Regions from separate parts of the Homo sapiens genome. Here region 2 is linked to region 1. The links are chromatin contacts, found by Hi-C or POLR2A ChIA-PET in ENCODE. All regions are on one chromosome and are shown on one strand. The core of a region is the stretch at or near the end of the contact, and the rest is flanking DNA. Distances in the headings are between cores, read along the strand shown. Region 1 has its middle 4.4 kb from the start of SNORA33. Region 2 overlaps LOC105378008 (a long non-coding RNA gene).

The links. Hi-C counts contacts between places; a loop is a spot of excess contacts on that map. ChIA-PET counts read pairs that join two places held with the same protein, here RNA polymerase II (POLR2A). Pooled maps may share reads with other maps.
Region 2: a loop to region 1 is called in a map of PC-3, with 2.6 times the contacts of the local background. The contact joins two enhancer-like sites. A Hi-C loop is called at or near these places in 7 of 168 maps with a recorded cell type or tissue (Calu3, HAP-1, HCT116 and 4 more), 5 of 37 single-sample maps with no recorded cell type and 11 of 50 pooled maps. POLR2A ChIA-PET finds 5 or more read pairs at or near these places in 4 of 52 experiments (HEK293, WTC11 and activated T-cell).

What each region holds. Positions count from the first base shown.
Region 1 is chr6:132,818,300-132,824,870 of GRCh38, reverse strand. No RefSeq gene overlaps it. Among named protein-coding and RNA genes, the nearest start is that of SNORA33, 4.4 kb to the right of the region's middle. RefSeq lists enhancers at 3,984-4,053, 5,323-5,372. Within about 2 kb of position 4,121, at least 2 of the 41 ENCODE cell types and tissues checked have a DNase peak (open chromatin) inside an H3K27ac peak, as active enhancers do.
Region 2 is chr6:132,928,494-132,935,064 of GRCh38, reverse strand. All of the region lies in intron 4 of LOC105378008 (a long non-coding RNA gene), which reads right to left. Among named protein-coding and RNA genes, the nearest start is that of SNORA33, 110 kb to the right of the region's middle. Within about 2 kb of position 2,989, at least 4 of the 41 ENCODE cell types and tissues checked have a DNase peak (open chromatin) inside an H3K27ac peak, as active enhancers do.

The DNA of each region.
Region 1 (6,571 bases), core at 2,872-5,371:
AATATTTTATTTTCCCCTTATGGATCTCATATTTATTTTTTTTTAATGTGCATTTTGCTTCTTTTCACCTGGGGGCAGCACTGTGAAATATCACAGACCTTTGACTCGGTATTTCTCTAACGAGCCAACCAAGTACAAACAGGATTTTTATATCCATTTGTAAATTTTAGTTGGGGGTAGTTGAGAGAAGGAAAAATAAAAAGACAAATACTACATTTGTGTAAGGTTTAATTCACATCACTCATATAATTCCGTGCTGTTGGCATATGTCTCGATAAATAAGCTTCAAAAAAGAACTTATTGCAATGTAAAAATAGTTTCTCTGAATTCACATGCTTTTTACTGTTCCCAGGTCTCACAATGGCCTTTAAACGTATTTTTTCAGCTTCTTAGAGCCATGTACTCCATATTGTGATAGGATATGTTTCTATGCCCTGCTCCCTAGAGTGGAGCTGGAGAGAAAGGAAGTTGAGACAGCTTGGCTCCACACTCGACTCAAAGCAGCCCAACCTAGAGACTTACTTTCGTTGCCAGAGGAAAAGGAACCTTAAAAAATAGAGGGTGAAAAAAGGCTGAGGAGTTTAAGACTGAAAAGAAAGCCCACAAACAAACAATTGAAATATCTGAGTTCCTACTACACCACGCACTGTCCTAGGCACGGGAGATAAAGGCTCAGAACATAGATGATGCTTCCATGGAGCTATGGTGTGGAGAATTTAATCTCCAAAGTATACCCCTTGCCTTGATCATCTCCAAATTATGCCCATTTTCCAGAATAGGCTTTCTCTGGAAACTTGTTCTTCGGGTAGTTCTAGGCATATTCTCAGTATGGTGGAGAAAACATTGAAAATCAACGGTTTAAATTTTTATAATTTATTTGTATTTCACACATATATATTGCAATTGAGCAAAATTAGTAACCTTGGAAGAAAGATAAAAAACAGCCAGTGTCCACTGGTGGTTACAGAATTCTAATTGATATCATTTATAAAACTTAAACTGGCCGGGCGCAGTGGCTCACGGCTGTAATCCCAGCACTTTGGGAGGCCGAGGCAGGCAGATCATGAGGTCAGGAGATCGCGACCATCCTGGCTAACACGGTGAAACCCCGTCTCTACTAAAAATACAAAAAAAATTAGCCGGGCGTGGTGGCGGGCGCCTGTAGTCCCAGCTACTCGGGAGACTGAGGCAGGAGAATGGCGTGAACCCGCGAGGCGGAGCTTGCAGTGAGCCGAGATCGCACCACAGTACTCCAGCCTGGGCAACAAAGCGATACTCTGTCTCAAAAAAAAAAAAAAAAAAAAAAAAAAAAAAAAACTTGAACTACTTAACTACTTAAAATTACAACTAATTGAAATAATGTTATGTGAGTTAGAAAATTAATGCCAATGTCCTTTAGTATTTAAAAAGTTTAAATGTAAATGGTCTAAGAGCAAGGCTAATTTGGTATTGTTATTATTATTGGAAGCTTTCATTAAACTCAATCCAAATGATGGATAACAGTTTGTAAAAAGCAAATAAATGCAACCAGAAATAGTAAACTAAGCTCAACAATATCCTATAATCTCTATTCCTACAAACAGAATTCTCAAAATCTTCACAGAATGCGATAAGAATCTTTTCCTAGGGTGAACCTGCTATAGTCCCTGCTTCTTACCTTGTCTTCCTGTTTTTCACTGACCTGTCCCTCAGCTGGCATCAGTTTCTTACTGCCCTCTGCTGGCTAGGCATGAATTCATTCGTTTTAAGCAGTTTTGTTTTTACAACTTAAAGTACAGACAAGTATATAAACTCACTTGATTCACAAAACATAAATTTTTAAAAAGATTATTAATGGCACTCAAAATTAACCCCAAGAATGTACTGTATCTTTATTTCATTTAATTTAAAATGTTTTATTGGCATTTGGCCTTCTTTCTCAGTGCCTGCTTGGGTTTCTTCCAAGTAAACTTTCCTTTAAAAAATAAAAATAAATATTTTACTTCAAAAGCAATACATGTTGATTAGAGGAAAAAGAAAACAAGCAAATGGAAAACCTTCCTAGAAACATTAACACCTTGATGTATACCCTTCCAACCTGTCTTCTCTGCCAGCATGTACCTTTATATTCTTTTTTTTTTTTTTTTTTTTTTTTTTTTTTTTTTTTTTTTGAGACTGAGTCTCCCTCTGTTGCCCAGGCTGGAGCGCAATGTGCGATCTTGGCTCACTGCAACCTCTGCCTCCTGGGTTCAAGAGATTCTCCCACCTCAGCCTCCCGAGTAGCTGGGATTACAGGCGCCTGCCACCATGCCTAGCTAATTTTTGTATTTTTGGTAGAGATGGGGTTTCACCATGTTGGCCAGGCTGGTCTTGAACTCCTGACCTCAGGTGATCCGCGCCCACCTTGGCCTCCCAAAGTGCTAGGATTACAGGCATGAGCCACCACTCTCGGCCCCTTTATATTCTATATTATTTTAGTATTTCCTCCTTTTCTTTTTCTAGAAAATGCTATCCTATTGTACGTTCAACTACTTTTCAAAACATGTATATTAACAAATGCCCTTCTATACTATTTCAGTGGCACCCTAATATCCCATTAAGTAAACATATATTTTATTCAATTCTCCATCAACACAAAGTATTGTAGCTCTGTGATGAATATACTTACAGCTATGCCTATTCTTTTATTTGAAATTGGCCTAATAAAGGTTTTCTAAACTAAAACATTCTGAATTGATGCTTTACGATTTTTTCTCTCCCTGGCTGGGTACAGTGGCTCACACCTGTAATCTCAGCACTTTGGGAGGCCGAGGCAGGCGGATCACGAGGTCAGGAGTTTGAGACCAGCCTGGCCAATATGGTGAAACCCCGTCTCTACTAAAAATACAAAAATTAGCCAGGCATGGTGGCGCATGCCTGTAGTCCCAGTTACTTGGGAAGCTGAGGCAGAATCACTTGAACCCGGGAGGCGGAGGCTGCAGTGAGCCGAGATTGTGCCACTGCAATCCAGCCTGGGTGACACAGCGAGACTGTCTCAAAAAAAACAAAAAACAAACCAAAAAAAAAACCAAAAATTTTTTTCTCTCCCTTTATCATCAAAAAGTGAAAGGCAAATAGAACCTCACTGATTGGTAGGGTCTCAGGAGGATCACCAGGGTTTCTATCTTCACAATCTTTGTCACTCAGTTTGGTTAATTCATATTTAAAAAACGAACTCAAAAGAGATGGAAAAATACAACAAAAAGACACTTCTGTCTCTTCTCTGGCACATTTCCTTCCAAAAACTAAGGTACTGTGGAAGCCAAATTAAAAGTGTGGTGATGAAGACCGTCACTGAACATTTAGCAAAAAAAAAAAAAAAGAAAGGAAGAAAGAGGAGGAGGAAAAGGGGAGAAAAAATACTCTGAGGAATGTTTTACACAAAGTAGGGAAGAGCTTAGAAAACTGCCCATCAACATAGGTGAAGAATCCTTAGGAGGAAGATTCATCCTCCTCCCCAGTATTTGTAAGCCTTCCCAAGCAAAAGCCAGATTTGAATACAACTTATCAACACACTAAGATTATGATCTGTAAACTCTGGGAAAAGAGCTGGCTGAAACATCTCACTTATGATAAAGCAATTTGAATTGAGATGTACTGTTATATTTGAAGTGTCAAAACATGTTTTCAAAAAGGAACTCATGATTTATTTTTGCCTGGGATCGGCTTGGTCCCAATCCTTCTGAACATTCTGATGTGTCGATACTTCTATATCCCAAGCCACCAGCAGTGAGTCAGACTGGTGCCCTGAGTGAGTCTGGTGGCCTCTCCCCAGGTCACCTCCTTAACCACGCCATCTCTTTTGCTAGGACTTACTGCTGAAGTTGTTCTTCTAGCACATGGATTGACCTTTCTGAAAATGCCTGGCTGGGAGGACAATGCTGTACCCTTCTCTGCCATCAGCCTGTCCCATCCTTTTCCTGGAGTGGTGATGGCTACTGACCTTATTCCTTGACTACATAGTCTCTTCTCTCTCAGTGGCTCTCAGGAGTACTTGTGATTAACATAGTCCTTGAGCACAACTCTTTAAATAACGAACTCATTTAAAAAAAGAAATTCAAACTCCATTAAGGGCTAGTCCTCAGTAAGCCTAGCAGATGTTTCCACACTTTCCTACGGTTTATAAGCTGTCTATGTAATGCTTCTGTTGCCTCAACAATCCAGTTAAAGACTGACAGTACTTGTTTATAACAGCAGTCTAATACAGCCTTTTTACAATTTCTCTTTAGATGTTTTTTTTTTTTTTTGAGATGGAGTCTTGCCCTGTCTCCCAGGCTGGAGTGCAATGGCGCGATCTTGTCTCACTGCAACCTCCACGTCCCGGGGTTCAAATGATTCTCCTGCCTCAGCCTCCCGAGTAGCTGGGATTACAGGCACCCACCACCACACCCAGCTATTTTTTGTATTTAGTAGAGACAGGGTTTCACCCTGTTGGCCAGGCTGGTCTCAAACTCCCTGATCTCGTGAGCCGCCCGCCTTGGCCTCCCAAAGTGCTGGGATTAAGGGGTGAGCCATCGCGCTTGGCCTCTCATTCATTTTTTAAAGCATTTAAAGTGGTTTATCAGAAATACATAGAATACGCTAATAAAATCACAATGAGGCAAAAAAAAAAAAAAAAAAAGAATAAAGAACAGAAAGAAAATTGAGTCTTTCATTTGGAGGCTCTTACAGCCAAAGAAAACAGGCAGTCACAAGTCTCATTGTCCATGGGTGCAAGAAAACATCAAGTGCTAGGCTCAAACAGCTCTCCTTTTGGGTTCATGAGGGATGTCCTCAACAAGATTCTGAGCACACACAGCAACCAATGTCATAAAACAATTTTCCCCCATAAAACAATGAAGACATCTGCTTCTGTCCTGGCACTTTTGCTTCAGTGGGCTCCCCAGTGAATTCCATATAAGCTACACAGGCAAATCACACTCTGAAGCCGACATTACATTTGCACTGAGTTTTGAAGAATGAGTAGGAGATATCTAGATGGAGAAAAGTAGAGGTACTTCAAACAGAACAAACCAAAGTTATGAAGAGATGGACATGATCACTTTTCAATAACTGTAACTCAGAAGTCTGGATGAGTAACTGGAGTGGAGTGACTCATGTCTTGAAAATCATCTGGATGAGACTGACAGTAGTAAGACCTATACAGCGCAGGTAGGAGTTGAGGATGCCAAGGCCTTTGGCTTGGGAAAGTGGTACGCAGTAACAAGTGATAATGAATGCAGTATGGTGCATACCACACAGTCAGCTTTCTTTTCCTCTAACAAAAACATGTTAGTGATGGTAAAGTTCACTTCAAGGCACGCAAAATTTGAAGAGCAAGTGGGTCTTCCTTGGGAAATTGTCTGGTACAGCTTAGAGTTGATCAAAGAAAACAAAATAGACTTGGGAATCAGGGGAAGCTGTGGGAGTGGGAGAATGTCTCAGGAAGGCTGCAGAGAAGCAAACATGCTCACCTGAACTCTGGAAACTATTACAATTGAAAGCACAGGCAGAATAAGAGAAAGAACTGAAATGTGGTAAAGGTCAAAATGCTAACACAACAGTACTTAAAATCCTGGAGGTCAGGAAAAGGCTGTGATTGAGCCACTGCATTTGACCAGAAGCTGCTGGAGGACAACAGCCAGAAAACCGACAAAGTCTGAGGATGGAGACATTTTAATGACTTGGAGCAAACACAGAGCAACAGTAAGGGAAGATGCAGAGTTCAAGGTTAGATTTGGGGCCAGGTACAGTGGCTCATTCCTGTAATCCCAGCACTTTGGGAGGCCAATCCAACACCTGAGGTCAGGAGCTCCAGACCAGCCTGGCCAACATGGTGAAACCCCATCTCTGCTAAAAATACAAAAATTAGCTGGGCATGGTGGCATGCGCCTGTAATCCCAGCTACTCTGGAGGCAGAGGTTGCAATGAGTTGAAATCGTGCCACTGCACTCCAGCCTGGGTGACAGAGTGAAGACTGTCTCAAAAAACAAAACAAAAACAACAAAAAAACTTGGGAGATTAACATTCCTTCTGACTTTGGTGTTTTGCAGCTGAGATGACAGTGGACATGGAAACACCAAAACAAAACAAAAAAATCTGAGCCTGGACAATGTGGTGAAACCCCATCTCCACCAAAAAATATGCAACAGGCACTCAAAAATGTCTACATAGATTGGTCATACAAGGAAACTAGAATTCAAAGTGAACTTTCCTCAGAAAAGCCAGAGTACATGAGGTTGACAATTTCAATGTTAACACACAGTTCCAGGTTATACACACTTCAGAAAAAATCTCTCAGAGCTCCTTGCTTTCCATGAGGGTACTCAATGTCACTACCATGCTAAGGTCAACCAGCTTTAGCTATAACTACCAAACCAACCAGTACGGGAGACCCTACTCGGAGATTCTCAATCAAGGTTTAAGACGCAAAGAAAAACCTTGGTATAGTCTTCAAAACCAGGATTGGCCAAGTATATGGCCTCACAACATTCTTTTAACGGTACCTTTATCCAAGTTTAAAATACACCAAACACCAGCCATGGCTTCTCTCACTGCGATTTCTAGGGACTGG
Region 2 (6,571 bases), core at 1,740-4,239, 110 kb before region 1:
CATCAGCTAAATAATGTTGTTCTGAGGAGATATGCATGTTTAGTGATTGAAAAACAGAGGTCTTTTAGGAAAAATGATCACCAGGGAGACCTCTGACAGAGTGTGCCTATGTGCCATTGTCACTCAGTAATGCAATCAGCTGCCTCAGGAGGAACTCTTTTCTCTCTTCCTGGAGAGCAGCAAGCCCAAAATGAATGAGTCCACGATTGCAACAGCACCCAGCCACTGTCATCAGTCTTCATTTCCCGGAGTAGTAGTAACACACTGCTACAACCTTGGTGGCTGAAAACAACAGAACTTTATTCTCTTACAGTTCTGGAAACCAGAAGTCCTAAATCAAGGTGTCAGCAGGGTGGTTCCTTCTGAAGCTGGGAGGGAGAACTTGATCCATGCCTGTCTCCTGGCTTCTTGTGGTTGCCCACAACCCTTGGCATTCCTCGGCTTCGGAACACACTCCTCCAATCTCTGTCTCTGACTTCACATTCCCTTCTTCCCTGTCTTCTCCCCTCTCTTCTTTAAAGAGGACACTGTCCTTGGATTTAGAGCCCATCCTAATCCATGATGAGCTCACCCTGGATTCCTTAATTTAACTACATCTGCAAAGACCCTTTTTCCAAATAAGCTTGCAGTCACAGGTTCTGGGTGGACAGACCTTTGGAAGGGAGAGGGACACATTTCACCCACCCCACCGTTCAAGGTTGAGTTTGTCTGATGTCACCTCTACTAGAAACCAGACCTGCAGGGGCAAGGCCGTCATTTGCCACAATTCTCCTTCCTCTACTTCAGCTACTTTAGCTCCTACCTCTGTCATAATTATCATTAGCTGAGTTTCTTTTTAAAGGAGAGACCTAAACTTCACTTACATCTTTACAAGAGATAATCTGATATAACTAATTCGCAGGATTTCTTTAAACTACCACAGTCTATACACCTAAAAATTAGCTGAAAGGGCCAGGGGCCCGAGGGTCTGGTATGAGTGACCTGTGTCAGGCACCATGCAGGGGTCTCTGTGGAAACATGTCAAGAATTCTTGTGGTTTTTCTGATTTCCTTGCCTAAAAACTGCTTCTAATTCACCTCCATTAAAGTGGTTAAATAGAAATCATTCTGACTGAGAAATGGTGTGTGGAAAAAAACAAACAAACAAGGAGTGATCCAAAGAAATGGCATCTTTGATGGGACTGCAGATTTTATCACTTGCAACTAAGATGACAATTAGAGTACTTGTAGCCCACCAAGAAAATGAGCTAACAGGCTTGACCCAGTTTTTATTCATGTGTAAAGTAAAATTAGTTCATGGTTTTTACAGATGTGGATGAAAAGTTTATACATTTTCACAAGCACATACATTTATGTATATACTACCTGTGTATAATTTATAAACAAATATTCACTGATGTCGCTGTCAAAGCATTTTGTTCTTATAAACCGATTTTCCCTTTCTGAGATTCCCCTGCCCCCGCTTTTCTCTTTTTCCTCTTTTTTATTTTTTTTAAATAAAGTTTTCTTTCAAGTCCTCTACTGTTACAGTGTTTCGGCCATCAAAGTCCTCTTCTAGCCATTTTCATTTACCTTGTGACTCTGACCCTTTGTGAAGCTGAGCATTTTCGGAGTAAACTGATCCCGTGGGTCCCCAAGGATGTTATTCTCATTTATTCACTCAGCCCTTTGAATGGAGCAGCCTTCACTTGGCAGGCGTTCAGCAGACCAAGATTCAAAGAGCACACAATCCTTTTTCTTCCAGGGCCCTTTCAAAACACGGCCCAAGGTTTGTCGAGGGGCTTTAATGGATGTCAGTCATTTAGCATGTTACATTTTATTCATGGCTGCCAGTGAACGTGGTGAGTAGAGAAGGAACAAAAGAAAACAGACAGACAATAGGGGAAAGGGATAATTTTCTGAGCCTTTTGTGACGTGACATCATAGAGGGCATTTTTGAGCTGCCATTACTCATGATGGGGGAGTTAAAATAGACGAGTTAATGTGCTTGTATTTAAAGCCCCACCGAAGCCTCCTAAACAACTTCAGAGCCAAGGTTTCAGGAAATCAGGGATCAATTTGAAACGTAGATGCTCTGGATCTGAGACAGCTGCGGTGTGGGGCGGCCCTATTTTTTCTCCCCAGGTGGGGTGATGGAGGGACGGAGTCCCTCTTGTGCCCTCTGCGTGGTCACCTCTGACAGCTGCCTCTCGTTTTCTGAACTTCAGGATGTTTGGAGGCAGTCTCTGGGGACCAGCAGTAAGACACGGAAGCTCAATGACAGTCCCAGCGGGCAGAGAAACGGGGACAGAGGCAAAGGCTTAGGGCTGCGCACCTCTGTACCTGCCAACTGGTGTGTCATAGTTGGGCTAAAATTACTGGCTGGTCAGTTATCTGATTAAAGAAAGCCTTTCATTTGAGGCTTTAAAAAAAAAATCCAGACTGAAATTTAAACCTTCTAGTAACTTACCAAAACTTTTTTTTTTTTAACTTGGGCATAATCAACCTCTGGGGGGGAAATGATAAAAAGGTACAGAGAGAAACACTTTGTTACTGGCTACAGGACATACATTGTTCTGAGATTCTTTTTCTTTTTTTTTTTTTGTTTTTGGTCCAAAAGCAATGTTATGTACGTGAAACTAACTGTTGGCATCAGATTTAATCTTACTTATCTTCACACACACATACACACACACGCACACATGCACGCACACACACACACACAGCTACCAGGCCAACTGTATTTTTAAATTAGTAGAATCAATTGATTAAATAAGGTACCAGTGTTCCCCAAAAGCAATTCATTTTTTATTAGTTTTACAATTGCATTGAAATCCCTTTAAATTATAGAGTTCATGAATTATGCCTCTGTCAGGCAGCATCAGAACTACATTTTTATGGCTCTTGGATTCCACAGAGGCTGTTGTGGTTTGAAAATAACAGAACAATGTGCTGTTGCTTCACCAGCCGGTTAATGACCTGCCTCATAGTTAAAGGCCTTAAACCACACAGGGCAAGCTGGGCTGAGCCACCCGGGCCAAAGCTGCCTGGCTGGATCCAGGCAACAATAGGGAAAACATTCCAAATTTCATTATTCAGTCCATGCTGAGTTGACTTCTTGAAATTTTATTAATAATTTCTCCACAGGTTAGGCTGTCCTGTTTGCTTTACCAAAAGGACATTGCAAAGTTGTAGAGTCAGTAAACAGCAAAGCACAGGAAAAAGGTGAAATGCCAGGAAGAAACCAAAAGCACTCTCAATCTGTACCCTGGGGTTTCAAGGGTAGAAAAAAGGCATGCCCCTTTGTTAGGAAAAGAAAAGAAGAAAATGAGGAGGAAGAGAACAGATGGGGGAGCTGGAGAAGGGAGGAAAAGGAGGAGGAGGAAGAAGACGATGGAAGGGAAAAAGCAAAAGAGGAAGGAAAGGAAAGACTTGTCACCATCTCTCAATTCATAAATGTAGGACCTATCTTTAGATATCAGCATGAGTGAAGGATTTACAATAAAGAATACCATAGTCACTAATACATATACAGAAAAAGCTTTAGAAAACTGTACAAAGATGGATGCTGACAACAGCAATTTTTAATCTGTTCTTTTCACGTAATGTTTCTACCCTACGATTCCCAAGAAAACACAACACACCTTTGCAACACGATTTTTGCCATCAAGGCAAACATTATTAGTGTTTACCTCTTACTCTGTTTCCAGTATATCTTTTCCCACACAAGGTACAAAGCGACAACCTGGTTGACACACGCCAAGCTAGATCATGAACTATTGCAGTTAGAATCAGAAATAAACCTTGGGAAAATATTTCTGCTATGGTTGCTGAATGTGACTTTGATTCAAATGTATTTTACTGCCACTTGGCTACCCATCTTGACCTCTTTTATCCCAGTTAAGAAATGGCAAAAGGAAGAAAGATATAAAATACACTGTGTGTGTGTGTGTGTGTGTGTGTGTGTGTGTGTGTGTATGAGAGAGAGAGAGAGAGAGAGAGAGCCATTTTCTCTAAATGCATAAAAGAATCCTGAGTGGGTCATCGCGAATATGAAGATGGACTTCAGTTTAAATTTAAAAGAGAAAATTTTGCCCTAGATCCTGACTATGCCTCTTACAGGGAGTACACGAAAGGACCATCATAGATTCTGTCTCAGACTCCCAAGAGCCAGCAGCCCCACCCTCCCTCCTGCTGCTCAGACAGGTGGGTACACAGGTCACTCCTGGTGGCCAGCAACTTGCCACTATTGAGTCAGCCTGTTCACGAATAACTGTAATTGTTAGAAAAGCATTTTCTTCTGGGAGCCTAAACTTACCACTCTGTGATTCCACCATTCATTTTAGTTCTGTAACTCTGCGGAAAAGTCTACCCCCTCTTCTACCGAACAGCCTTTGAAATTGTTAACACAGCTTGTCATTTTCTCTCGCTAAATGAACACATTCCCCCAGTTATTCCTTATATGATATGGTTTCCAGACCCTTCACCGTTATTCCTTTGAACATGTTCCAGTTTGCTGTCAACTTCTCCCTAAAAATGTAGTGCCCAGAACTCAATAGAGCACTTCCTGTGTGACCAGCAGCAAATGAGGTTAGACTAATAATTTCCTTGATGTGGACACTATATTTCAGCTAATAGACAATAAAACTGAGTTAGGTGTTTAGCAGTAGGTCCACACTCTTGGGTTAGATTAACTAGCATTAAAATATGTAAATTTACCTTCCATATGCTACCAAATCAAATATTCACTATTCTCCACACAAGAAATAGATTATTCGAACCTAAATGTAAGAGTTATGTTTATCCTGTTGAATTTCAGTTTATTTGTTTCAACCACTCTTTCTAGCTTATAAAGTTAGTTTAATGAATTATTCTCCCCCAACAAATTAGCTAATACTCCTCATTTTGTATCACTTGCAATTTTGACAAAACTTCCTTCTTTGTCTAAGGCATTGAACAAAAGAGGGGAGTACAAGTGCTTTTACAGATAAAGAGTTCAATAAAGAGCCTGACACCTAGCATTCAATAAATGTTAGCAATGCTTATCATAAAAACCTTTCAGAATCCTTCCTCTGGCAGGCATCCATTCCTTCTCTCAAAATAGTAGCTTACTGGCCAAATGCACTGGCTCACACCTGGAATCCCTGCATTTTGGAAGGCTGAGGTGGGCGGATCACTTGAAGCCAGAAGTTCGAGACCAACCTGGCCAACATGGCGAAACCCCATCTCTACTAAAAATACAAAAATTAGCTGGGTGTGGTGGCAGCCACCTATAATCCCAGCTACTGGGAAGGCTGAGGCAGGAGAATCACTTGAACCCGGGAGGCGGATGTTGCAGTGAGCTGAGATGGCGTCACTGCACTCCAGCCTGGGTGACAGAGCTAGACTCTGTCTCAAAAAGCAAACAAACAAAAAAACAGTAACTTATAGAAACTTGGAAAACAAACAACAGCAACAACAACAACAACAAAAGATATCTTATAAAGAAAAAGGAGAAGAAGGAACATGAAAATAAAGACTCTCCCAGCATATTTGCCCTTGAGAAGGCAACCCTGCCGTAGCCCATGGCTGGGCAGCTGGTGACATTCAGGAGTCTGGAACAGCTCGTGTCCTCAGAGTTCCCTCTGAGATGTGCTCTCATTTGCTCCTGGCTTTTCCTCTCCACTATTCTAGTCTAAAAAAGAAAGAGCTAGTAAATTTGGAGTGTAAGTCCAAGAGTTTGCATTTTATTTCAATGAACAATGTTTCCATTGTGTCCACATCAGTAAAATGGTGGTTAGAAACGAATGTTGTAAGAATTATTTATCTGTGGTTTAGGAAAATAACCAAATAACCAAATATGTTTTACTGTGGCAGGACAACATACGATAGAAGGTTTCCTGCTGACTCCAGTTGCATCTATAAGCATTTGCTTGAAGGCAATTCCCTTCAGTGAAATATAAAAAAGTATAATATTACACATTTTTGAAATATATGAAAAAGTATTATTAAAACCACTGAAAAAGACAGTTCTGAAATCTGGTAACTGCTGTAACTTTTTTCTTCTGTTTCCTCAATATATCTACATGTATTCTTTATTTATAAAGTAAATAAATCAGCCTTACACGGTGGCTCACACCTGTAATCCCAGCACTTTGGAAGGCTGAGGCGGGTGGAACACCTGAGGTCAGGAGTTTGAGACCAGCCTAGTCAACATGGTGAAACCCCGTCTGTACTAAAAATACAAAAATTAGCCAGGCATGGTGGTGCACGCCTTAGTCCCAGCTACTCGGGAGGCTGAGGCAGGAGAATCACTTGAACCCAGGAGGCAGAGGTTGCAGTGAGCTGAGATCACACTACTGCACAGAGCGAGACTCCATCTCCAAAAAAAAAAAAAAGTAAATAAATGGTCTTTATAATGTAGGCTTCTGGTGTACATTAAATGATTTCAAATAAATGAGGGCTTTATAAAGCAACATACTATCTCTTCTTTTCTTATCTATGTTCCCTAATTGCCTATCTGTATTGTGGAGAAAGGCAAAAATAATAATCATTTTCAGGAAAACAGGATTTATAAAATAGAAGAAATATAGATTTTATATTTATAAATTTTA